Linked DNA regions of Mus musculus: all the other regions are linked to region 3. A link is a loop called in an ENCODE intact Hi-C map of the cell type or tissue named here. Cell type or tissue: heart. All regions are shown on one strand. Each heading gives the region's core, and the rest is flanking DNA. Links, peaks and the distances in the headings are about the cores only.

Region 1 (8,300 bases), core at 4-8,003, 94 kb after region 3:
ATGCTAGTAGTATAATGGAGCTGATGTAGAATGGGGTCTTAGAGACAATTCCTGGTGGATATCAAAGTATATTATAAAGTATGTCATGCTAAGACCAAGTCAATGAGGGGGACAATTAATCAGAGAATAGTAAATTGAAACAATGAGACCACAAAGATTGACAGGAGCGCACAGACAGAGTCCTCAAGAAGTGTAGCTCTGACAGGAAGCAGATGAGCAGAGTGTGGACGGAGCGGAAATGGAATCATAAGATGAGTTTTGGCCTATGAGGGGAAAGTACAGCCTGTTTGAATAGCTTTGGGTATCTGTTAACCCACAAAGGAAGAAAGCTTCAGTTCAGAGGAAGTCAAAAACTGCTAGAAGAAGATCTAGAAGTCAGTGAGAGAAGGTGGGATCTGGCATCACAGATTAGGTCTCATCGAGCTGCAGGGACCTGTCCACAGTGAGAGGAGAGATTGTGGGGGGAGGGGCAATAAGGGAGGGTGTGGGGCAATCTTAGGTGGCTTTGTGTTTTCACTGAAGTGGGTACAAGGAAATGGGATGGAAGTATTTGTAAAGACCAGAGAATAGGAGTGTGACCGAATTGTGGGACCATAGTCCAAAGCTCAAGGAGAAGCCATACAGTGCAGGCCTCCTCACAGGCCCAATAGATTACTGAATGCAAGAAACCAATAGGTGGGGAGGGAGGTTCAGATACCAGCTACAGCTTTGATTGAGGTAAATCTGCACTCAAGCATCTCACTTAAGAATCCCCATCTGTTATGAGGCCATGATTCATTTTTTTATTTACAAAGCATACCTGGGGCAGGGGGGGGGGGGAGTCCACCCAACAAACCCATTTTACAGATAGGATAAAAAAAAGACTCAATAAGGAGGAAGGCTTTCTTAGTAGACATATCTACAGCATGGTGAAGGGACCACTCCTGCAATTTCAAGCTATCAGTCCAGGCTCCCATCTTAGTTTTCTGTTTTACTACAGATGGTTTATGAGCCACCTGCCACGGGTGCTGAGAACTGACTCAGACTCTAAGAGCAGAATGTACATGCTCTCTACCACTGTGCATTCTTCCCAGCCCCCACCCTTGTTCTAGACGTTCTCACTAAGAGTCTCATTCATCCTCCCCAACTTTCAAGTGGAGCTGATGAATTAGCAGGGTTCAGCAATCTGACCCTTATCCTGACTGATCTGGAGACTTTCCGGAGGATGGAGAGAGCTTGCTCCTCAGGGTGGGCATCATGACCCCTTCCTTCCCACTGTCCTCCTCGTTCCTCCTCGTGCCCGAACTGTCTCCATGTGCAGCTGGGATCAGGCTGCTATTATCCCTGGGTTCCTAACTTGAAAAGTGGAACATCCCTCAAGCAGGCTTTTTTCTTTCTTTCTTTTTTTCTTTCTCTCTCTTTCCAGTGGGAACCCAGCTTGCATTTATAATTTGATCACCATTAGCACACCACTTTCAGAGCACTTTGGGGATTTTAAAGTGACTGCTCTAATTGCCCCCGGATCAGCCCCCTGAATACTTTTTTAAATGCTAATAGTCATATGTTCCACCGAGAATTTGAAAAAGAAAATGAAATCGTACTTTTATAAAAATTACTCACTGCTACCCTAAAAACACATTCCATTTGAGATTTCCTTTCAGTTCTGAAGACAAGGCTGAGAGGGCGTGGGAGTAGGCTGAGCCAGACCTGCTGCAGGAGAACACCACAGAGGCACGGTTTCCTAGGTGGCATGGGCTCCTGAGCAGCCCATTCAGGCTCCCCTTCAGATAACAGACTTGGCTCTGATCCACCCTTGATAAAATCAGCCCTTCAGTAAAGCTGCTTCAGGGGGCCTCTGTGGCTGGGGATACAGAAGGCAGATCTATTTTCCTCCATATCCCTCCCAGTCACTTTCATAAACAGCCCCAAGACACCACCAGCCCAGGAGGCTAAGGCTCCTTCCCACCTCAGCGCTTGGCTGGCAGAGACTGAAGCTGAGAGGAAGCCAGAAGCTGCCACTGTGCCCCAGTCCCTTCTGGGGCCAAGGCCATGTATTTGATAATTCAGCCCCTCCTTGGATGACTTAGTGGGAAGCTGAGCTGAGGAGGCTCTCAGTTTGGAGACAAGTCCATCTCTAAGCCAACATTCTGAAGCTCCCGGGCCAGATCCACTTTAATGAAGGGTGCGCGGACTAGACGGAGAACCGGCGTGAGGTGGCTCTTGCAGGGACCACTCCCACCCTGTCTCAGTAGCCCAGCTGTGACCCAAGCTGGGATTCCATCTCTCTGTATCCTTTTAATTTTCCATCAGCCACCACCCGACAATGGCCTGCCAGCAGGCACCCTGAGGGGTGACACAGAGCAGCTGGACTGTATTATTAAGATCAGAAGTTGGAAAATGATAACTCTCCCCTGGCCATTTTGTAAAAGAAGTAATTATGCAAGGAAACAGACTGTGAGAGCCAGCAGCACCTCACCCACCAGCTTTGCTTGATGAAGGGAGGCAAGGGAAGGGGGGGGGTAGGCAAGAGCTGGACAAGCCACTCTCCAGACCTAGAAGGAAGGTCCCTAGGCTGAGCTGATTTTGCACGCAAATGCTGGACCATCGCCTCTCCAGACTCGGAGGGCGGCCCCCAGGCAGGGCTGATTTTGCAGTTTAGTTCAGCCAGCTGACCCTGGGCAGGGATCACTTATTGGAAGCCCCTTTCTAGAATCCGGAGCAGGTGTTCTTCTTCCTCACTAAAAAGTGCCTCCCTGCCCAGCCCCAGAGGAGACTTGTCTTGGTCCTGGCTTCTCCCTGTACTCAGCTACAGTGCAGTGGGAACTAAGGATTTTGTTGTTTTTCTGTGCATCCAGGTATGGTGAGGTGGAGTTTTTTGTTTTGTTTTGTTTTGTTTTGTTCCCAAAGTCAGCCTGGTTTGGTGACGCAGTCACTGCAGAAGAGAGTTCAAACTTTTACCTTTTCTCCCAAGTTGTAGCATTAATCCTATTAGACCCTATCTCTTTCATAGCCAGCACCAGGGTAGAGTGGAGCCCAGGTCTGAGATGACACAGAGGGAGGGGCTACCTACATGCCATAGTCCCCATGCCCATAGCCAGCTCCAACAAAAATGAGGAATACCTGCTCCCCACCAAATGCTACAGACGTCTCTTTCTACTCCTTCATTGCTCTCCCTCATAGGTACAATGATGAATATTCAGCGATTATGGGCCGAAGCTGTGGCAAAGGGCCTGGAAGAGAGGCGTAGGCTTGCTCCCTCCTGGAACCACCAGAGAATCAGTACAGAAAGCTGCCCTCTCGTCCTTGATGAACACTGGCCATCCTGTGGCCATTTCCTCCCCATAAACACCCAGCTTCAAACACGTTTTGCTGGAACAATAAGAGGAAATGAGAGGGAACTGGGAACTCAGCCTGAATCCTGCTGAATGGCTCAGAAGCCTATGTTGTTTAGGATGCTGGTGGTGTGAAGCAGAGAGAAGGCAGAGAGTCAGCTTGACAATGAAGGACAGCAGGAAATGATCCTCTCTCTCTCTCTCTCTCTCTCTCTCTCTCTCGCTCTCTCACTCTCTCACTCTGTGTGTGTGTGTGTCTTTTTGTGACTTTCATGAGTTTTCCAGCAAACTTAGTCAATGTCTTTGGCTTTGCAGATGCAGTGTCTTATCACAACTCTGCATATCAATGAGCCGACATACCAAGGAGTAGACATGGCTTCATTCTGAGGAATGAGCTGCAGGTAGCACTCAGATTTTGCTTGTTTGCAGCACCTCTGAAGGTCTGGTGTCACATGATATGATTCTTCCTTCTGTAGCTGATTGGACAAGAGTGACAGACTCCAAGGCCAGCAGTCTTTTGGCTCCCACCATTTAGATTCTTTCTCTAGAGAACTAGAAATTCAAAGTAAGCCCATGGAGACAACTTGTCTGCTCCCCCACCCCCGCTCCCCCGTGACCCCTTGGCTTTCAGTGCCAGGGGCATGGTGACATCTCACAGATGCCAGTTGAAGGAAGACCAGAGCAAGCGATCTAGAGATGAGGCAATGTCCGGGATGTGGACACTTCAGGATCAAATGTGCTGTGGTAGATAGAGAGAGCTGGTGAGAAAATGCCATTCAGAGAAAAGAGAGGGAACACGGAGGTGCAGGCAGAAGCAGACTCAGAGCGAGATGGAGTCTCAGAGATGACCTGCTCCACCCGAGTCCTGAAGACCTCACAGCCCAGGCCTTCTGCAGTGTTCCTGACCTACCTACCGCAAACCCTTGGTTCCTGCCCCCATCACAGGGTCTGTTTTGCTGAATAGCATTTCCTGACGTGACCATCTCTTACTCTGGAAATTATCATTTTCCAAAGCACAAGTTCCTCTGAACATCCGTTTCCCTGAACGCTGAAGGCGTTCTGTGCTTTCCGCAATGTCCACAACCCCTGGCAGCCTGCTGGATACCATTGTTCTGCTCTGCTCTGGGGGCTGCCCTGCCTGAGGAACTTCTTGGAGACAGGAAGTTCCCAGTTTCAGTGGCCTTGGTCCCTTTCTTACTGACAGCTTTTCTCATGACATCTCACACACATACACACACACACACACACACACACACACACACACACACACACACACACCCTGCATGTCGTTTTCCATGATGACAAATATCCTGGCCAGGCTGTTTGCAAATACAAAATGATCTGGTTTGCCCCCATCCTGATGGCTAGAGCTTTGTCACAACAGTAGAGAAGCCATGCTGCCCAGATGTGGTAGCAGCATGGTGTCTCCATAGTCTTGATGTCACCATAACATCGTTCATCCTTCCAGAAGCCAAATGACTTGGTTCTGTTACCCAGCCTCACTGAGACCACAGCTTAAGGAAAGTTTCCCAGTAGGAGACAGGTAGGGCTGAAACCTGGCAGGCAGTACCAGCCTCCTGTCCTTATTCCCAGGACTGAGAACTTGTGTGCCAACGACATAGTTAAGTCATCCACTAAGGTAACATCTGAGTCCATAATCTGTGTAAAACAGCGTGGTGGATGCTCTGCAGTGAAGGAAGAGTGGCAAGCAGGACAAACCCTTGCTCGCTGAGACACCATCTGGGGGAGATTCAACGCAGAGAAATGCTCAAATGGGAGGTGGAAGAAAACAGCTTCACACAGATGTTCAAGCTGAAGGCTATGGCGAAAAAAACAGATGAACATTCAGGAGAGTTGCTGCCAAAAGATGTCTTAGACAGTATCTGTTAACTATTGCTATAGTAGACAGCCATCTGCCAATGAACTTCCTCTCCCAGCAGCCCTTGCAGGAGGTATGGGTGGCTATATGACCCTGTTCTCATCAGAGAAAACAAATGAGACACTCTGTTTCCCACCTGGCCCATCAAACCCTTCCATAGGTCTTCCATGCTGCTTCCCTTACAGTCCATGAGAACAGACAGTCCAGTAGGACCCCAGAGATGGATGAAGATAGCGTTGATGACAGAAGCAGCTAGAATAAGCCAATGATGTCTTGGTAGATAGCTATTAGGACATTTCGTGGGTTGCTACAAGAATGAGAGCAAAGCCAGGTATGGTGATGAATGCCTTAATCCCAGCACTCAGGAGGCAGAGGCAGGTGGATCTCTGAGATGGAGGCCAGCTTTATCTATAAAACAAGTTCCAGTGTAGCCAGGGCTACACAGCGAAACTCTGAAAAAAGAGAGAGAGAGAGAGAGAGAGAGAGAGAGAGAGAGAGAGAGAGAACAAAGACCGACCATCTTAAACTGGTGAGATTTGGGGTGCAACGTGTTATAAGAAGTTAACATTTTCTTACAGCGGCACCTCAAAACTTTGGATCATGCTAAAATCATATGGAGCTTATTAGACACCCAAATATCTAGAACTTAGTCCAGATGTACTGACTTGGCAAATTTAGCCTGTGGTCTAAGTATACTCACCTTGAAAAATCAGCCATAAAGATTTTGATATAAGCTCTGGTGAGCATCCTCCTTAGGTGCAATCAAGGTGTACACAAATATTCTTGTGAAACATTATTTACCTTAGGAGAATCAAATAGAGAACCAGTTTGTATATACATTTCCCTCTTCTTCCTTTGAGGTCAATCTGGGTTCTATTCTCTGCCATCAAACTGCAATTTTCTGGGTGCTAGGAGTTGACCCTGACCACCCCAACCACAGGCCACAGGCCTTACTGCAGGCCATCTCTGCTTGCTGTCTGATGGCTCAGCTAAAGATGACTCCTCTGCCTTGGTGAAAGCACAGCTGTTGGGGGAGAACCTGCTTTTGCCTCCAGGAAGATAGCTGGCTCCTCAGAACCTTTCTCTGCTCTGCTCATCTCTGCATTGGCAGGCTCAGGTCTTGAGTTTGTGCTGCATCTAGGTCTGCTGAAAGTCTGTTTTCCGATCTGTGGACCATTGTAACATTCAGACCTGGCCTAGTTATACATGTAGCCTCGCTGTTTGAAATGTATTGCTAACTTCACTGTGTGAGCCATGGCTACTCTGGTTATAGACTGGTCCTGTTTATAAGCTAACGTTTTCCGGCTGTACTCTCCCTTGTCCTGGGGACCCCTGGTGTGACGTTGCTCTGATATTGTGCTCATCAAACTATATGGGCATTGCTCTTCTCAGGCCTGTCTCAAAACCCCAGCTAGACCAAGCTCTGGGTGTATCCACAACATCTATGCATCTCTCTGCCTGCCTCTCTTCCTTTCCCTATTCTTTACCACACAGCGCAGCACCCAGTGGGCCCCCGCACCTAGTAGGTACCTCTTAGTCCCTGTGAGCTCATAGTTCCAGCCTAGAGCCAGCACTGTGAGATTTTATGTCAGCTTTCCTGAAAACAGGATCTTCGTTGCAAGGTGCTGAATAGGCAGGCACAGCAGCCACCTCTGGAAGTATAATCCTCACCAAGAGGGCTTAAATCCATTCCATTTCTGCGTTTACCACAGGAAAACAAAACTTTCCTAGGGGGCTCTGATGAAAATTCCATTCCCATACTTTAAAGTCATAACTGAGATTTCTAATTTCCTAATGGATTTATAATGGGAAAGAAATTACCCCTTAATAAAGTATTCTGGACAGATACCAAATCTGCCCTCATCTGGAGTTGAGCTATATGACCTCTGAGCTGCGGTGCTCCCATCATCCCTTGGGCACCAAACATAAACATCCATGGAACTGGACCTTGGAGAACCACTAGGATTGATGAATCAAAACCAAAGGGAGAAGCACATGAGCTTTCCCCTCTAAAACACATCATTGAAGATTCAGGGTGGGGCTGGCAAGATGGCTCAGCAGGCAAACAAAGGTGCTTGCCTCCAAGCCTGATGGTAGGCGTGTAGTCCCTGGGACCCACATGGAAGCAGAAGACTTCTACAGGTTGTCTTCTGACCTGCACATGCATTCACACCCCTTTGACACACACACACACACACACACACACACACACCACAAATACATGTTCGAACAAACAAACCTGGGTGAGCCAGCTGTCATTCATCAGTTCGGGATATGACAACAGAGGACCACAGACTGGACAGGCGTTTATTCTCGCCATTCTGGAGGTTGAAAATCCAGGGTCAGGATGGAAGCTGGACTGAATTCTGGTGAGGGTGCTTCCCCACTGGTAAATGGAAACTTCCGGGGGAAGAGAGAGAGAGAGACAGAGAGAAAGAGAAAGAGAGAGAGAGAGGAAACTACTCCCTGATGCCCACCAAGGTCTCAGAAAACAACAACAACAACAACAACAACAACAACAACAAAAAGCTCTTTTTGCCTCCCCCCATTTTGTAAGACTTGTACATGTTTTAAGCCTCTCCATCCACTAAAGCGTTTGTTCACTCACTGGCCCACTGCTCAGTCCTTCTGAAGGTGTTCAGTTCCTGTGCATCACTTCTTTTCAGAGCAACCAATTGAATAAGACCCTGAGAGCACAGCCAATGGGGGTGGGGGTGGGGGTGGGGGCAGGGGAGCAGCCCCTCCCCCTCCTCAAAACACTTACTGCCCTGTTAGCCCAGCCCAGTCCCCTCACCACCTCTTCTTTTTTGCTTGGGTATAGAAGGGGGTTCCAACATGGCTGCAACTGCCATCCCAGTCTTTCCACCTGAAGGTCAGAGAGTTAGTTTCCCTGTTGGCAGACAGATATAGGGAGCGGCCATGGATAACAAAAGCCTGACAGCTTAAAACAAAGGCCTTTGTAGGCTTTTTCTCCCACCAGCCTAGCCCTCTGCTGATGGGCTGGCTCAGGGAGTTCAAGGCCTGATCTAGACAACGGTCCAGTCAACAGTGCCTGCAAACCAACCAGTCCCTGATTAAAGAAGACTTTTAAAAAGAGAGAAAGACTGAAT
Region 2 (8,300 bases), core at 65-8,064, 52 kb after region 3:
AAGCCCATCCCCAGCCTGGCCATCTACCCCTGCACACATGCCCAGAGACACCTCCCAGATCTGCCAAAATACTCAATCTAGAGCGGCCCGAGTTCTGTGTGTGATGCTCCAAATTGTACATCTCACAGTGGAGTGGATGAACGCAACCTGGCTACAAAAATGAACATGCAAAATTAGGGAAGAATTTTATAAATATGGTATCAAACAAAAGAGTCCAAATATAAAGGCAAATACACCCCATGATTCCACTGTCATGGAGTCCAAGATCCAAACAAAAAGATCAAGGCTATGGAAGGGAGGACAGGTTTCCCATAAGCAGGGTGGGGAGGTGGTTAGTGATGCATAGAGCAGGGCCAGGGACTTCTAGGTTGCTGTGCATAGCCCTGCTGGCTGTCCCTGAGGGAGCTGTTTGGGAACATCCTTCAAGCTCTATGCTTGTGGCAGATGTTGTTCATGTACGTTGTATTCCAATTTAAAAGCAGTCCATAAGCTCACGCTTATAATCTCAGAACTCAGGAGGAAAAGGCAAGATCAGGAGTTCAAGGCCAACCCGGGCTACACAAAGTCTTGTCTCAAAAACAAAATGGTAAAAATAATTCATCATGTTTAATGGGTAGAGTTAAGTTTCTACCTGTAAAGGGGTGAAGAACCCATGGGCCGTTCTAACCACCTACCCCTTGCACCTCCACCATGAAGGTGAGTGTTTTTCCATCAGACCAATGCCATTTCCTTTCAGAGGTGCCAAACTGAACTTCCGCTGTCCATACATTTTTAAAGGGTTAGCAGCATTCATAAGCACTTAGGGCTTATTTTATGATCCAGCACGGAGTCAGGGGGCTAATGGCCTCCAGGTGCCAAGGACTTGAATGGCTCCTCTCTAGAGGAGTCAGGCAGGAGGCTACAAGCCTTGCTCCATCCGCCCAGTGGCCACTGGCACATTGGGGCCTAAAGACAGGGAAGAAAACTTCAGTGGGCATTTCAAGGAATGTCAAATACCCACTCCTTTTGGCATCTTTCCTTACAAGGCTTTCTAGGGTGGAAGCGTGAGTGGTTTATAATAACCCTAGATGCTCCTGTTACACCCCACCCCAGAAGGACTTGCTGTTTCATCCCAGAATCCTCAGGTCACTTCACAGAGCCAGCATCCCCATGCAAGGAAGCCTTCTAGTCCCTGGGCTGCCCTAAAGTTTCTACTTTACAAGACGTTTACAGGAAATATCTCAAACCCTCAAAGAGAGTGAAAGCAAATCGCTGGGACCCTAAGTGCTGGCCATAGAAGCCTAGCATCATCAGAGACACTGAACATGTGAGCCACTGGACTGAAGGGGGAGGAACTCTGGGGTGGTCAAGGAAGAGTGTAAGATAAGGAAAATAGAGGGGCTCTACCTAGAGACATGTCTCAGCTGTTAAGAGCATTGGCTGCTCTTCCAGAAGACCAGTGTCCAATTCCCAGCACCCACATGGTAGCTCACAACTGTCTGTAACTCCAGTTCCAGGGGATCCAACACCCTCACACAGACATACACGCAAGCAAAACACCCATACACATGAAAGAAAGAAGAAAGAAGAGAGGGGGGGAGGGAGGGAGGGAGGGAGGGAGGGAGGGAGGGAGGAAGGAAGGAAGGAAGGAAGGAAGGAAGGAAGGAAGGAAGGAAGGAAGGAAGGAAGGAAGGAAGGATTGTTAATTTTAAAAATGGCCCATTGGGAAATCAATGCAAGCCTCGACAGGCTTCTAGCATATTCTAAGGCTTAGAAGAAGAGCCTCAGATTCACAAGCCATGCTGACATTTGGATAACCTTTTCCCTGATGGTTCCTGATACCAACACCATGCTCACAGAATGACTGCAGCCCTGCCTTCAAGGGGTCTTCCTGGTTCTTTCCTCCCCTTGCGTCTGGATTCAGACCCTCCCTGTAGAAGCCTCCTCTCCAAGCTTCCTCTACCACAGCCGGGAGCTCTGGGACACTACCCAGTCCCCTCCCCAGACTGGGCTAACTGCACTTACTTAATGCACCACCCAGCAGTTTGCTACCATGCCCCTAGCTGCAACCAGCAAGGTCACCCTAAGGCTCTAAGAAGTAACTCTGTGAAGGCAGGATCCAAATGTGCACCTCTATAAATCAGGGCATCATGCCGCCTGCCTCTTCGGACTGGAGAAATTGACTTACAAGCTATGGAAAACATGGGCCACAGCATCCAAACACTGCAGCTTGGTTTTCTATCCCCATAGCTTGCCTTCATCTGAAAGCATTGTCCAGGATGCCAAGTCCAAGGCACTAACAGGAACCTAGTACCTGGTTCTTTCATTCATTGTCCAGATTTCATTGAGTGCCACTGTGCCAGGCTCTGGGCACAGTGAGCAGACACAACAGAAGAGACTCTGCCCTACTCAAGCTGCTGATGTTCTGCAGAGGGCAGAAATGGCTTTAGGTACACCTATTCCCCCTCCCCCTCTCCATCCCCCCTCCCCCTGCCACCACACCCTCTCCTCAATTGAGACATCCTCCGCCCCCCCCCCCCTAATATCTTTAAGCCAGACCTAGCCAAGTGTATCAGGCTCTCACGTCAGCTAATAAGAGTATCATAGAGATGTTTAATCCTATTATTCTCCCTTTTAAAGTAAAAAAACAGTGATTGTGGCTCTCTTACCAAGGAAAACAAATAAAACCAGCTTTCAGCTGAATGTATAAGCTCTGTACTTGTTATTCGCTCACTGTGTTAAACACTGGTTTAGTACTCCACTGTCCATGAGGATCTAATTCCAGGCAAGCAGGTATAGCTGACTTCCACTCACTGTACCCCAGGACACCTGGCTACCTGCCACACTTTCTCCCCGTAGCTGTAGCCGGGAGGCATAAAAGACAGTTACTTTCTTTCAAGAATCACAGTCCCATTCAGGTTTATCAACTTGTGACAACACAGCATGAGAACAGAGTCCTGGCTGGCTGGGGATTCACAAGTCCAGTGGCCTCTGTACAAACTGAGGACAAAGTTGGTGACCACCAAGGCCATTATACACCACTACCCAGTGATCCATCTCCAAAGCAGTGTGGAATGGGGCAGCTCTCCTGTTTAGGTAACTTTCCCTAATGTTTAGGTAACTTTAATCCTTCTTCAAGATTACCATTTCCGACCAAAAACCATTTTAAGTCTGAACTGTCCTGGAGGGTAGTGTCCCTCTCTGGCAGACATCCCTTGACACTGTTCTCACTTCTATCACCTACCATGTCTCGACCAGTCCAGGCAAAGTTCCTGCCAAGTTCTGCAGCCACTTGCTCCAGGGGAGAGATATATCCTCCCAGAAATGCCCTCTCCTCCCCTGGAAACCCCTTGTCTTTGTAGGTTGACATTCTTCACAGTGACTAGAATGACCTATGGAGGCCTTTGAAATCCTGGGCTCTCTCCAAGGACATTCCACTCAGCTACAAAGGACAAAGCCCAAGCAGAAAATATCAGAGGTGAAAAGCCAAGAGGAGTGAGGAGATGGACTTCCCATCTTGGGACTGAGGCCGAGAGGCAAGAGGACAGGAAGAGATTTGTCTTCAAGGCAGAGCTGTGAAGACATTAGGCTTCATTAGACGCCTAGATCCTTGTCCCAGTTAATTCTGGATTACTCCAGGGGCAATTACTCCAGAGACTTGACCCATGGAATCTGAGAGCCAATGAAACCCCAGCTCTGATTAGGAAAATCATGATGTGTTGCTTCAGTTCCTTAAGCATTCCTAAGAGTGTCTCCAGACAGGCACACTATGTCCCCAGAATGGCACCTGGCCAAACCCCTCGGAGATTTGTACACAGAATTCAGCACACCTCTGCCATCTGGGCATTCACACTCTGACTCTCCCAAGGTGCCCTACATCAGATCCCTCCAGATTCAGTATCATGCAAGCTTCCAGAGCCAGCTACATGAACATTTGTAAAGTCAACTCATGTTCAAACCCTCTGTGTACTTCATTTAATGCTCTGCTATAAAGAAGTTCTGGCTTCTTTAATATGGGACTCTTAGGACCATGTTGCACCAAAGCCTGAAAATCACATTGCCAGTCTATAGATTCATAAAAAGTTTAATAATGAAAACCGGGAATATCGCTCAGTTTGGAATGATGATGGCTCCCATACACTCATGTTTGAATACTTGATCCCCAGTTGGTGGAACTTTTTGAGAAGGATTAGGAGCTATGGCCTTGAAGGAGGTGTGTCGTTAGGGTCAGGCTTTGTGGTTCCAAAAGACTAGCAATATTCCCTGTGTGTCCATTTCTCCACCATTATGAACTCTACCGTCCGAAACCATAAGCACCATATTAAACACTTTCTTCTCTATGTGGCTTTGGTCACATGCTTTATCACAATAAAAAGGTTACTAAGACCATTGGTAAGAATGTTTGCCTGGCATAGACAACGCCTTGGGTTCAATCCGCAGCATTGCATAAACCAAGTGTGGTGGCACACATCTGCAATCCAAAGATGGGAGGATCAGAAAGTCACGGTCATCCGTGGCTACATATTTAACCTAAGAATAGCCTAGAACAAATTAGACAATAGATAGATAGATAGATAGATAGATAGATAGATAGATAGATAGACAGACAGATGATAGATAGATGATAGATAGATAGATAGATAGATAGATGATAGATAGATAGATAGATAGATAGATAGATAGATAGATAGATAGATAGACAGACAGATGATAGATAGATGATAGATAGATAGATAGATAGATAGATAGATAGATAGATAGATAGATAGATAGACAGACAGACAACAGACAAGACAGATAGAATGACAATGACAATGAGATCGAATGGAGAAAACATACCCAGGAATTCCTTCCTATGCATTCCAGCTGATGACGACTCACTCTGAACATTACCTTCTGTCTCAGATTTGGGTTATCACTGGAGCTTTCCTAGGAGTGCTTGGGAATGGGGACGAGAGTGGTCCCTCTCCTAGGAGGAGCTAGCAGAAGCCTGTTTATCACAAGTCCAATCTCAGGGCCAGCTCCCATGCAGCTCTGCCTGACAATTTAGCCAACACTGGGCCCTTTAATTTATCGCACTAATGTAGTTAGACACTGGTCCCCGGAGTCAGGCCATCTCACAGGCTCTGAGGAGAGGCCATGGAGGAAATTTATGAGCCGAGGCTTATCCCTCACAGCCTCTATAAATGGGAAAATCTTTACCTTCGTGGAGTAATGTGTTTGGTCCCCAAGCAGAAGAGAAAATTAAGCCCTTCACCCAGTGCTCTGCACTGTTGGTTTTTACAGCTTGTCCCCCAAGCCTGTGCAGCTTAAACACCATTTATAAGCAGGCTTCCTTGGTAGAGACTGCAAACCCAATTATGCAGACAAAGTTCCCATATTCTATACTAGTGGCATGTCACCATTAATGGCACCCATGACAGGGAGAAAGGGATGCACACACATCATGTGAGTCCTGAGCTAAGTACATGGGGGTGCTGGGCTGGCCGGCCACTCGGGATTTTGCATCTTGAAATCAGTTTGCAGATGGCCTAATTAAAACACATCAAAAGATAATTCAATGGGAACTAAGGCTCCTATCACATTAAATACAACTACAAAAATCTCACCTTAAAGCACCTCCAAGGGGTTGGGTGGGTTGCTTGTTTCTTTTTGAGGGCTCCCAGCTCTGCCAGTAAAACCATTTCACCAGGAAAGCCACTGCACTTACATTAAGAGATGTGGTAGATCTTAGTAAAGCCCATCTCAGAGCTGGGGGTGGGGGTGGGGGTGGGGGGCAACCAGGGCACAGTCAGTGAGAACCAGGCCAGAAAAGTGTGTAGACCCGCTTGAAAGGCTAACAGGCTGCAAGCACTCTCTGATTCAGATCATCTAGGTTCAAGTCCCAACTCTACTACTAAGTTGCTAGAATTTGAACTATGAAATGGGGGCACTCGGAATGTTAGGTAACCCCATGTATTCTGGTTACTGTGATCAGATCTCAAGACCTCAGTTTTCAGTCATATGTTCCATTACACCACACTGACCTGAATCATTCCTTGTCTCCAGGAATTCCTCAAACCCAGATAAGAGGGTTATCTGGGTCCACTCTTCAGGTAGAGGAACCCATAGAGTATCAAGCAGGATCGAGCATTCATGAAATGCATTAAAGTGGCCCTTCAAGGATTTATTGACCTGGCAGAAACTAATATCATTGACTGCCAATTGGAAAGGATCCAAAAATCATCTAAATGATAAAAGACGGAACTGAACTTAGTGAAATTCTAAACGCTTCCAAAGTGCTGTGAATCCCTGGGTTTAATAACATCAAGAGACGCAGACTGTGGCCTGCAGCTTGGTTAATGAGATTGGGCCAGCCTCAATTTCCTGGCTTTTATGGGGTCCTAGGGTCACAGATGATGTTATCATTGTAGGAAGCTGGGCAAAGGGTACATAGGAACGCTGCAACTTCCTGCATGTCTAAAATCATTTCAAAATAGTTAAAATTATGAGGCAGTGTTAGAAGTGGGGAGAGATTAAGGGGGTCCTTGGCAGGTTTTCAGCCCAAGACAGCTTCCAGACAGTTGGGCTCGGGAAAGAGAGATGCTGGGTGAACATCTGGAATGATTCTAAATCAAGCTACTCTGGAAAAAAGAAAAAGAAAAAGAAAAAGAAACCTATTTTCTCTTCTCTTCATTTACTAAACTACAAAGAAGTTTATATTTTAGCCACAACTTAAAGAATTAATCTTAAGCAGTGGGAAGCAGATCTGTGTATTGTTGCATAATTAACATTTACTGGCAAACTTTCTAGCGTGACAGTCATGTAAGGACATCTGAGGAGGACTGGGGGAGACCTAACACACAAAAAGGGACTAGGGATCATCTGGTGAGGATCTGCCAGCGTGTTTGCAGGCAGGGCAGAAAGGCTGGCGCTCACATGTCACCAGCGCAGAATACTACTACATGTTATCTGTAGCAGTCCACCTGTAGACAAGGTGCAGAATGTCCTGACAGAGGGCTAGGGAACCACAGAAACATCTCCTGGAGACACCGTTCCCTGTGGGCGACGGCAGGGCATGGGATAGGCAGGCAGTGTTGGGGTCCACTAGCAGGCAGCAAGGCAGCAGCAGCAAAGGGGAAACCCACGGCAGGACTCTCCAGAGAACTCTCTAGAAGCAGCAGTGGGAAAGAGCAAGAACAAATCAAGTTCTATGGAAGAGGGCAAGGCAAGATAGCGTTGGTCACTGAGGTAATCAGTGTGGATGTTTAAGGTGCCTAGTTCCCATCCCTAGACCCAGGCTGCCTGAATTACCACTGAACTCAGGTTAACAGCCCATGCTCATGTCTGGACTCTGTGGTTGTTTCAGTACCGTTTTTAAGACTATTGTTCTAGCTGTCTACCATGGCTCCCTTCTCTTTCCTGTTCACAAGCCAACCGCTACAAAGGAGACAAGGCTCCCAGTATTTTTTTTTCAATCTCTCTTCTCTCCCTGGTTTTCCGAACCTCAAAGCAGCTGCTGGCCAGCAAGGCTCAGGTGGGTGTTCATGACCTATAGATGAAACTGCACGTGACAATTTGGGGTCAGACTACGTTTTCTTAAGAAGGGGGCTAAAGAGCAAGTCAAGCCATTCATCTCAGCGGGTCTCTGTAGCTACAAAGGCAGTGACAGGGTGGGGAACCAAACAGATGGAAAAGACTGAAGCCATCCATGCACTGTGGCCCAAGACACTTCTGCCCATTCTCGACTGTCTTCTTTCCATCCATCAGCCTGGCCACACATCCACTCAACTGTCCAATACACACCTTCCAATCCTGAATAAGATTCATTTCCTATTTCAAATGGAAAATGAAATAGGAAGTGGTAGAGATAAAACAAAGGCAAGTATGTTTCATCAGCTCACTGTCACAGATGATGCCCAAGTCTCTGGCTTGGCTGCTGTGGAAATAGAGGGTGGGACCACTCACAAAGAGAAGGAAAACAGATCTAAAGCACACACACACACACACACACACACACACACACACACACACACATACACTGCAGAGCAAGGGAAAGTGAGTTGTCTCTAGCAAATCTGGACATGAGACATGAAGACAGTCACAGAGGAAGTCGCAACAGACACGGAGGACAGATGAGACTCATTCCCATAATCATTGTTCTGATTTACCTATCCCTCATCTTCAATGTGAACGGACTACAAATGCCCCTCAGAGAATGGTTGTAATCACTGCCAAGTGCCAGAGAGCGCTTTCTACCTAAAGAGCTGGACCCAGACAGCTCTATGGATATACACGTATGCACGTGTGCACCTATATACACATAGATGCCTTCAACAATC
Region 3 (8,300 bases), core at 154-8,153:
CGCGCGCGCGTGCGCGCGTGTGTGTGTGTGTGTGTGTGTGTGTGTGTGTGTGAAAGCCCATATCCCTGAAGTTTGTGCTGAGCCCCACCCCCCCACCCCCACCTGAAGCATGACACATACCCAGGTTTAGAAACTGGAAGACCTTGTGCATGGTATACTTGACATTGGATGCGTGGTCTTCCAGACGGAGAATGAGGAACTGCTCCTTACTGAAGACAGTCAGCCAATCCAGGAGGTACACAGCATACAGGCCAACCTGGAGCCTCACCTAGGAAGGAGGAAGAGGGTGTTACTGCGGGAAAACCTTCCCCAGACCTGGGAGGTGCTTTTCCAAAGCACGATGGATCAACTCTTTGTAAACTAACACAGAGTCACCTTAGCCATCAACTACCTTCCTACATCAAATCTTAACACAAGGCACTCTGTGCCACATGCGCGAAGACTCCCCACTCTTAGGGTTGCATTAGTCTTCACACAGGTGGCTCCAGCCTCTCCTCACAAGTGAGAAGCACAGGAAGGCTCTTAAGGGCAGACATGGTGTTTGCATAACGTGGGTGGCTGTCTCCCTGCTGTCGATCAGGCTGTGAAAAGTCAAAAACAGACACCTAAAGGCAACCTAGACACTGTAATCCATGGGGACAACCATGGCCATGGAAGTGTGTGATGTACCCCAAATGTACGCATGGGTTGGGGGGGAGGGTAAAACCAACGCATAGGAAAGCCTTCCTCCTCCCCTCAGACTCATATCTCAAATCCTTACCTGGTTCCTTCTCTCATGCCAAACTACAAGCTTAGAGTAAAGAATTGACCCACTCAAAGATGGGTCTGGTATCTGCCCTCTGCCCTCAGAGGTGACCACTGAAGGCCCTCCCTGGCTTGCATTGTTCAACAGGAGAATTTTATGTCAAGCTAACACAATGACTTCAGATGGATCTCTGTATGTGATGGAGGCCCAGTAAGAATTCCGGACACCGCAGCTTGGGGTGACAAGGTTCCTCGTTGTGGTCATGTGATCATGCATCTATCCTGGCGAGGAGGTGCTGACTCTGAAGGGGAGAAGTGCACTAGAGGCTCTGCCCTTCACTTTCCCTCGCTGATGTGACTCGGAATCCCTGCCATGCCATGAGTTGTGGCCAGGGTCACAGTAGCCTTGGGTGTGTCCTGTGAACCCTGCTCTAGAGCCAAACTTGAAGATGGTTGGTGACTTTACCCAAGAACTCACAGCTGATATCAGAAGGGAGAGCGACTCACCCCAGCCACCTCCCTACTCACATCCCCCTCTCTTTGTCTACTCACAACAGCACCTGCTAAACACCCTCAGGCTCCTGGATGGATCTTCCATCAATCACTTCTACCCTCTGTCCTCCCTCTGTCATGGTCATATGCTTTGTAAAGCTGTGAGCAGGCCTAGGCTGGCCCTGGCTCAGGCCCTGAGACTCTTCATTTGGAAGCTGCTTTCAGCTCCTTTCATTCTTCCTCCATAGCACCTCCCAGTTCTAGGCTCCTCCTCCTAGCTCCTCCCAGTTCATTTTTCCTCCATAGCTCCGCCCACTTCTAGGCTCCTCCTCCTAGCTCCTCCCAGTTCATTTTTCCTCCATAGCTCCGCCCACTTCTAGGCTCCTCCTCCTAGCTCCTGCCAGTTCATTCTTCTTCCATGGGCTCCTCCCAGTTCTAGGCTCCTCCTCCAGGCCTTTCTGTTTTGGGCAAACACTCTTCACAGTTCTCCCTGACAAACTTGATTTTGCAATTCCTGGGGGGGCAGGGCCATCGAGTCACCAGGGGCAAAGCCTTGTGTCAGCATTCACGGTGGCTCTTGGTGGAACTGCTGAACTCAGTGTTGACAGCACACTGAGGAAACATCTGACCAAGTGCACGAAGGTGCTTACTGGGTTCATCTCCAACTACTCCTTTTCCCTTGCACCGTTTTTTTCCCCCTAACTGTGCAGGAAGCTGCAAGGGAAGGAGAACGATCAGAGCAAATAGCTCATCAGGACTGAAAGAGCCGAGCATGCCTCAGCCCCAGCAACACATACACAGGCAGACTCCAACCTCGAGTAGACGTGCGAACACCATGCTAGGGCAGGGACTCACAGGCTGTTTGCCATCTCTTCCCAGGCTTACAGTCAGCTTGGCCTCATCTCTTCCAGAGAAATTACTTTTTATAACTTGACAACTTTCCAGCAGGAAAGGAAGTAACTGGCAGGGACAGGACACTGGTGTTTTAGAGGAGTGGCATCCTGTCCCTGTATCTGCCCCAGGGACAGAACAGCTTCTACAACCATCTTGGTGAAAGTCCACCACTGCCCTCAAAGACCTGTAGAGTCCTGACTGTATAGGACCTTCCTCACAGGCAGATATGGTCCAAGGAGGGAGGACATGGGACTCCTACATATGCACTAGCTCTAAGAAGTGAGTGTACTTCCAACCCACTGGCTCTAGAACCCTTTCCCTCAGCCAGGGAGCACTCTGGGCCCCTCAGGAACACCATCTATGCATGCAAGACCACCGCCGTGACTGGGAACCAGACAAAATCTCATTTCCCCGACACCTGTCCATAAGGAGGGAACCAAAATAGAACAAGAATCAAAACAGAACCGGTGTAGAGAAGCTATTTAGGGCCCAATTCATGTAAAATCAGAAACCACCAAGGCCAAGGGGAGCACCAAGGTCAAGGGGAGCACCAAGGTCAAGGGAAGTACCAAGGTCAAGTCAAGGGGAGTTTTTGAGCTTGTGGATGCTTGATGACTCGCTGATAAAAATCCAAGACCAAGAGGGCAGGGCTGTCTGCCTGGACTCAGCAGTTAACTCCTGACGACAAAGCCAAGTCAGGTCAGTCCCTCTGGATGTGACACTTGTTCTACCACAGAGAAGCTCTGGCAAAGAATGAGCACCCTGTGGGTTCCATAAGGTGCCTGGGGGGGGTTAGGGAGCACCTGATGGGGAGCCCAGAGAACGCCTTAGGGAGGCACAGGATCCTAAGGGCCTTGAGGAGTCTAAAGACCACTGGGGACCATTGTATGGGAATCCCAGGAGGCAACTAGGAGGGGTCCAGAAAGCACCTGAGGGCAACTAAGTTTGAGCTAAAGCTGGTCACAGACCCAACTCTGCCCCAGACAAGAACCACCCCAATCTTCTTGTTCCCTCAATTTCATCGGCACCCCCCCCCCATCTATCCTCCCTCCCTTCTGTTTCTCAGCCCCCCCACTCAGACATTCATTTCTTCATCCATTCAGCAAATACTGTGAGTTCCCACAGTGTATCAGGCACCACACTAGGCAGTGGAGATGTGAGGCCAGTTAACAGGCATGGCCCTGACTGCTTAGAGATACCTCTAAACTGATAAGGGGACAGACAACTGTCATCACCAACTGTGACCCCTGCTATGGCGTGAGGGCGGGGGGCGGAGGGGAGAAAGTGGATCAAAGTAAAGAAAAATCTGAAGGACAAGAAGCTCTTGGATTGGCAGGGGAAGCCTATCGTGAAAGAGGCATGGAGAAGGCCCCGGAGCCCGTGGTTCCCATACCGGAGCACACGCACATGCGCAGAAGGTCTGTTAGGCAGCCAGGTTTTCCCAAGCACGTGGTTCCCGTACCAGAGCACACGCACATGCGCAGAAGGCCTGTTAGGCAAACAACTCTTCCCATCTGCACTCTCCCCCAAGACTTAGATGAATGTCCACAGCCGAACCCTCCATATATGACATCTAAGAGGAACCTTGCATTTCTGATCAGCTCTCAGGGACCTCTCTTTATGAGTCCTGCCCAAAGGCCACAGCCACCTGAGGACCTAAATGAGGGGAGAGTTGCCATGACACAGTAATGGGGCAGGAAAGACTGTAGGGAAGGGAGGAGTCATATGAAGGCCTTACTTAATATAGGCTATGCATGACTAGCCGCAACGGCACACCTGCCGTGCCAGGACTCAGGAGACTAACCACATGCCCCACGCTGTAGATAGGATGCATCAGCAGCTAGAAGGGAACTTTTTCCCCATTCCAGAGGGGAGAAACCATCTCCCAAAACAATGTGCTCACCATCCTTAACTGCCCGCCCCTCCTCCCCCACCCCCTATGCCCCGCAGAGTCACCCGTCACTGCCATGGCACGGCCCTGGAGCGCTCCTTAAACAAGCAGTGCTAAGCTATGGTTGTTGTCATGCTAAAGCCTGTCATAAATGAAATTTGAAGTGGATGCCTCCTGCTGTCTCAGAACCATTTTTAAGAGCAAGAAAAGGAAGACAGATTTCAAAGGCTATCCAAATTGTTGTTAGCTGCAAATAGAGTACACCTTCAGTGAGCCTCAGTGTCCCCATCTGTAAAATGGGAACAACTTCAGAGGTCAGTGAGGAGCTAAAGTTTAGGAGAGTACCCAGTGAGCAACAAACTGAAGTGAGATACTTCCTATCTTTCACCAATGGACTTGACAAAGATTAAATAAGAATGTATCTATCACACCCAGAGGTAGAGAGACTCACACGGCAACCCATGAACTTCCTGTCCAGTCACAACGGTGTTTCCATGTTCAGTTGGCCTGAAGACAGCAAAGAGAGGAAACACACCAGGCATGCCCCTCTTCTCTGTGGGAGGATGTAGCTGAGGATATCCCCCTCTTCTCTGTGGGAGGATGTAGCTGAGGATATCCGGTCTCTAGGAAGCCTATTTAGAGGCAGCCAGGATGCATGTAGCTTGGCTCTGCATTTCCTAGGGCGTACCTCGGGGTGGGATGAAAATACCACCACATCCACAGCTGTTTATATCGGATGCTGATCCTTTGCAGGGCAGGAGAGGCCCTGGTTCCCAGCCATGAAATCCAACTATGCCTGTGTCAGGACTCCAAAGCCCTGCCTCTCTCTACCCAAGACATCCAGCCAACTTAGGCTGGTATGAGCCTACATCTGCCCCTCCCTCTCTGAATTCTCAGGAGATCTCTGAGAAGAGAGAACTGGGTGGTAGCTGCTTCAGTGACTGTTGCTGCCTCTTCTAAGGAAACATGTTAACTTAGCCGAGGGCATCACCCCTCACTCTTCATCTGGCCTGTTCCTGCTTCCCTCCCTCCGCCCCTGTTATCCCACCTACGCTGCAGGCATCGTTGCAGAGTTCCACAGCATCATCAAACCCAAGAAATTCCAAAAGGACCAGAGTGGAAGCAACCCTGAGGCAGGCTGCCTTCGAGCACATCTGAATTCTCATAACTGACGACCTGCCTTCTCCCACCTGCCTTCCCCCACCCTCCAGAGCCTGCTGCTTGGAAACCCTAAAGAAGAAACTTCTGGAGACACACCAGAGCCCTGAAGAAAGCTGGGGTTTCAAAGCCTAGACTTGAGCCTTGGATTCCCCCCATTACTGGGTAGCTGGCTACAAAAGGCAACCTGACAGAGCCTTGGAAGCCCCGCCTGTGTCAGCAAGCTCCAGCAATAGTGGGGCCTGCATCAAGGCACAGCCTTAGGCTGCTGGGCAGCCAACGCTGGCAGAGTCCATCATTTTCCTATCAGGTTTGAGCACTTTCACCCCTCGGTGGGCTCTACCTAAGTGTGCCAGGGCGCAGCACCATAGTTTGTCAGTATGGCACATGTAAATGACTCCCAGTCTCCCGTCCCTATACCAGCCTAGAATAAAGCAATTGAATTTCAGAGAGGCTAAGACACACGAGCAAAGCCAGGGAAAGCCAGAATGAACCCACACCGCAGTCTGCCTCCAAAGCTTGCCTGACTGAAAATGTGGTTATCTATGTTGAGTCTTCCTTGCCAATGCAAACTACAATGCATACAAGAAGACAGCCCAGACTCCTGCTTGCTGGCCCTGGCTTAAGAAAAGATGGACAGAGTAGCCAAGCAGAGAGCCTGACATCTTTCCCCTGAGCCTCACTGCCCTGAGGTGGGGCGTGCTAGTCATCTACATCTGTGAATGCCGGATGTGGGACACAGCATACATCGGGCAGGAGGCTACCTGATGTAAGAGCCCTGCTAGGGAAACACTTAGGCCTGGGAGCCTTGTGTGGGAGATGTGACCTCAGGTAACTTAAGAGGATTCACCTCCAGCAAGAGATTTTACATAAGACTGGAAGGTTAGAGAAGGATAACAAGGGGTAGCGAGAACATTCTGCAGTGGAGAGCCTGCTGGAGCATTCCGTCACTGGTGGGTAATTCTGAAAGCCAATGCTATGAAGATTCTCTGAAACAACCTAAGGACTGGGTGTCCTCCTGTCTGCCAGCTCTAATTGCAGAGCCTTACTAAATGGCAGCCCTCCTAAGCGCACCCTGGGTCTCTAGGAGAGGCAGGGGGATTCAGGATGCAAAGTTTCTGGGTGACAGGCAAGGAAGGAGGGACACAGACAGCAGGCTCAGAGGCCCCAGCTGCTGCTGTGCCTCTCTCAGCCGGGAGCATTTTTCTTCCACATTAGCCACTGCTCAGAGGCAGCTGGCTGGGTGTCATTTGCACATTCAAACACTCCGTCCCCATCCCCCCACCTCCCTCCCGTCTCTGCACTAAAACCCTGTTCACAATGCCCCGCTGCACACAATAGCACCAGAGTGGGCCTGCTCTGTATGGGCTGCCCTGGTGAATACGCACGGGCATGGCATTGTTCAGGGTGTTGTTGTAGACGCAGGCGCGCAGTGAATAATCCAGCATGCAATTTTCAAACAGCTGCAGAGCCTCCGTCACTTTCTCGTGGAAGTCATCTGCAGATTTATTGGAACTTGCGAAGTAGAGATAGTCTGAGTACAACCTGCGAATAAAATAAATGGATAATCTTACCATCCGAGGGTGTGAAACCACACCACGTGGGCGACAACAAAAATCGGCTAGCCATTACATTAGCTGGTTTGATTTATTAAAATACAACAATTTTCCTCCCTTTCTTTCAAATGAGCCCCCTCCGTTCTTGCTCCCACCTGTAACATACCACCCACCCTTCCTGCTCAGATACATCTACACTGCCCCCAAACACTGACCAATACTGTGTTTTATTGTTAGTTGGTGATTTTGTCTCTTTCTCTTGTTAAATTTATTTTATTTATTAGCAGAGTGTGGGGAGGCCATGCAAAGGCCATCGTACAGGTGTGGAGACCAGAGGACAGCTCTGTGCAATCAGGTCTCTCGTTCACCTTTACACAGGTTCCACAAATGAAACTCGTGTTCCGGCTTGTTGCTAGGCCACCTTGCCTATATCTGCTTTAAGAAACAAACAACAAAACCCCGCAGTTATTTTGGGGGAGTGGGGGTGGCAGAGCAAGTCACAGCACACATGTAGAGGTCAGAGGACAAGACGTGGTTCTCTCCAACCACCATGTATGTGAAGAGGCTGAGCTCTGGCTGCTAGCCCTGGCAGAAGGTTCCTCTACTCACTGAGCCATCGTACCTCGCTGTTTAAAATTCCTTCTAGTTACCTCAGAAAGAGACTGTCCTTGCAGCCAGGCTTCAAAAGTCACTCCACAGCAAAGAGAAGCCAGGAAACACTCTGTACTGTCCCATCCCCTTCTTTTAAGAGGAACCCAGGGCACCTGTGATCCACACAAGGTTACAACCCCATGTGAAATTCCTGACTTTTCCCATTGATATCCTGAACGTCTAAAGTTACATTTAAAATTGTGCATGGTGGCTCATGCCTCTAATCCTCCCCGGCTAGGAGGTGGAGGTAGGGGATCACTGATGTTCCAGGTCTGGAGGGATAGGTAGCGACTTATCAGGACAATTTGGGCTACAGAATAAAAGTCTCACACATAGGCATGGAACCCCCTGCAGACGGATATGTTTGCAAGTCCAAGCAAACACCACATATATGTGCAATTGCATGTAACCACATTTTCCACAGGAGTTGCCAGTCTCCCTTGACAGTTACTGGTTCATCTTTATGTTTGCAATGTGCCGTGTTCGCATGAATCTTGCTGTTAAAGGAAAATTTATGAATGGTGAGGACCTGTGATCCCAGCACTCACGGGTGCTGAGGAAGAAAGATCTTGAGTTCAAAGACAACCTGAACCACATAGTGAGTTCAAGGTCAGCTTTGACTACATATCTAGACCCCTAGGACAGGCAGGAGAGGAGAGAAGACAGGAAGAGGGGAGAAAGGGCCAGCAGGGGAAGTAGGGGAGGAAAAATTCATAGGAGGCAATTAGCTCCTTCAACTAAATAAAACTGTTGAAGTTTTGGTTGTAGACATTGCTAAGCTGGTTTGGCTATAACGCACTCCAATTCCCAAACCTTGACCACTGCTTGACCTGATCCTCTGACAGTGAGCCTCCTAGCCCAGCCAATGTGTAGTTAGCCTGCTGAGGGAGGAGTCCTGGTGCAGCAGTTTAGCC

What was found. Peaks named below come from ENCODE experiments on the same cell type or tissue, not always from the same donor. Only the 100,000 strongest peaks of a DNase experiment are listed, where the experiment ranks them.
Region 1: it touches region 3 in a loop (4-fold over the local background); 2 of 42 quality-filtered maps call a loop at or near these places.
Region 2: it touches region 3 in a loop (2.9-fold over the local background); 8 of 42 quality-filtered maps call a loop at or near these places.

Annotation. Positions count from the first base shown.
Region 1 is chr7:132,335,231-132,343,530 of GRCm38, forward strand. No RefSeq gene overlaps it. Among named protein-coding and RNA genes, the nearest start is that of Chst15, 22 kb to the left of the region's middle. In heart, for the core only: a CTCF peak has its summit at 3,310; DNase peaks (open chromatin) are centred at 3,321 and 4,401; H3K27ac peaks cover 2,287 bases.
Region 2 is chr7:132,293,513-132,301,812 of GRCm38, forward strand. All of the region lies in intron 1 of Chst15 (carbohydrate sulfotransferase 15), which reads right to left. Among named protein-coding and RNA genes, the nearest start is that of Gm10584, 18 kb to the right of the region's middle. In heart, for the core only: no CTCF peak of the experiment used is centred there; a DNase peak (open chromatin) is centred at 3,409.
Region 3 is chr7:132,241,297-132,249,596 of GRCm38, forward strand. It overlaps Chst15 (carbohydrate sulfotransferase 15), which reads right to left. Exons shown (of 8, transcript NM_029935.6): 6 at 6,568-6,724; 7 at 121-268. Among named protein-coding and RNA genes, the nearest start is that of Gm10584, 70 kb to the right of the region's middle. In heart, for the core only: no CTCF peak of the experiment used is centred there; DNase peaks (open chromatin) are centred at 1,795 and 4,635.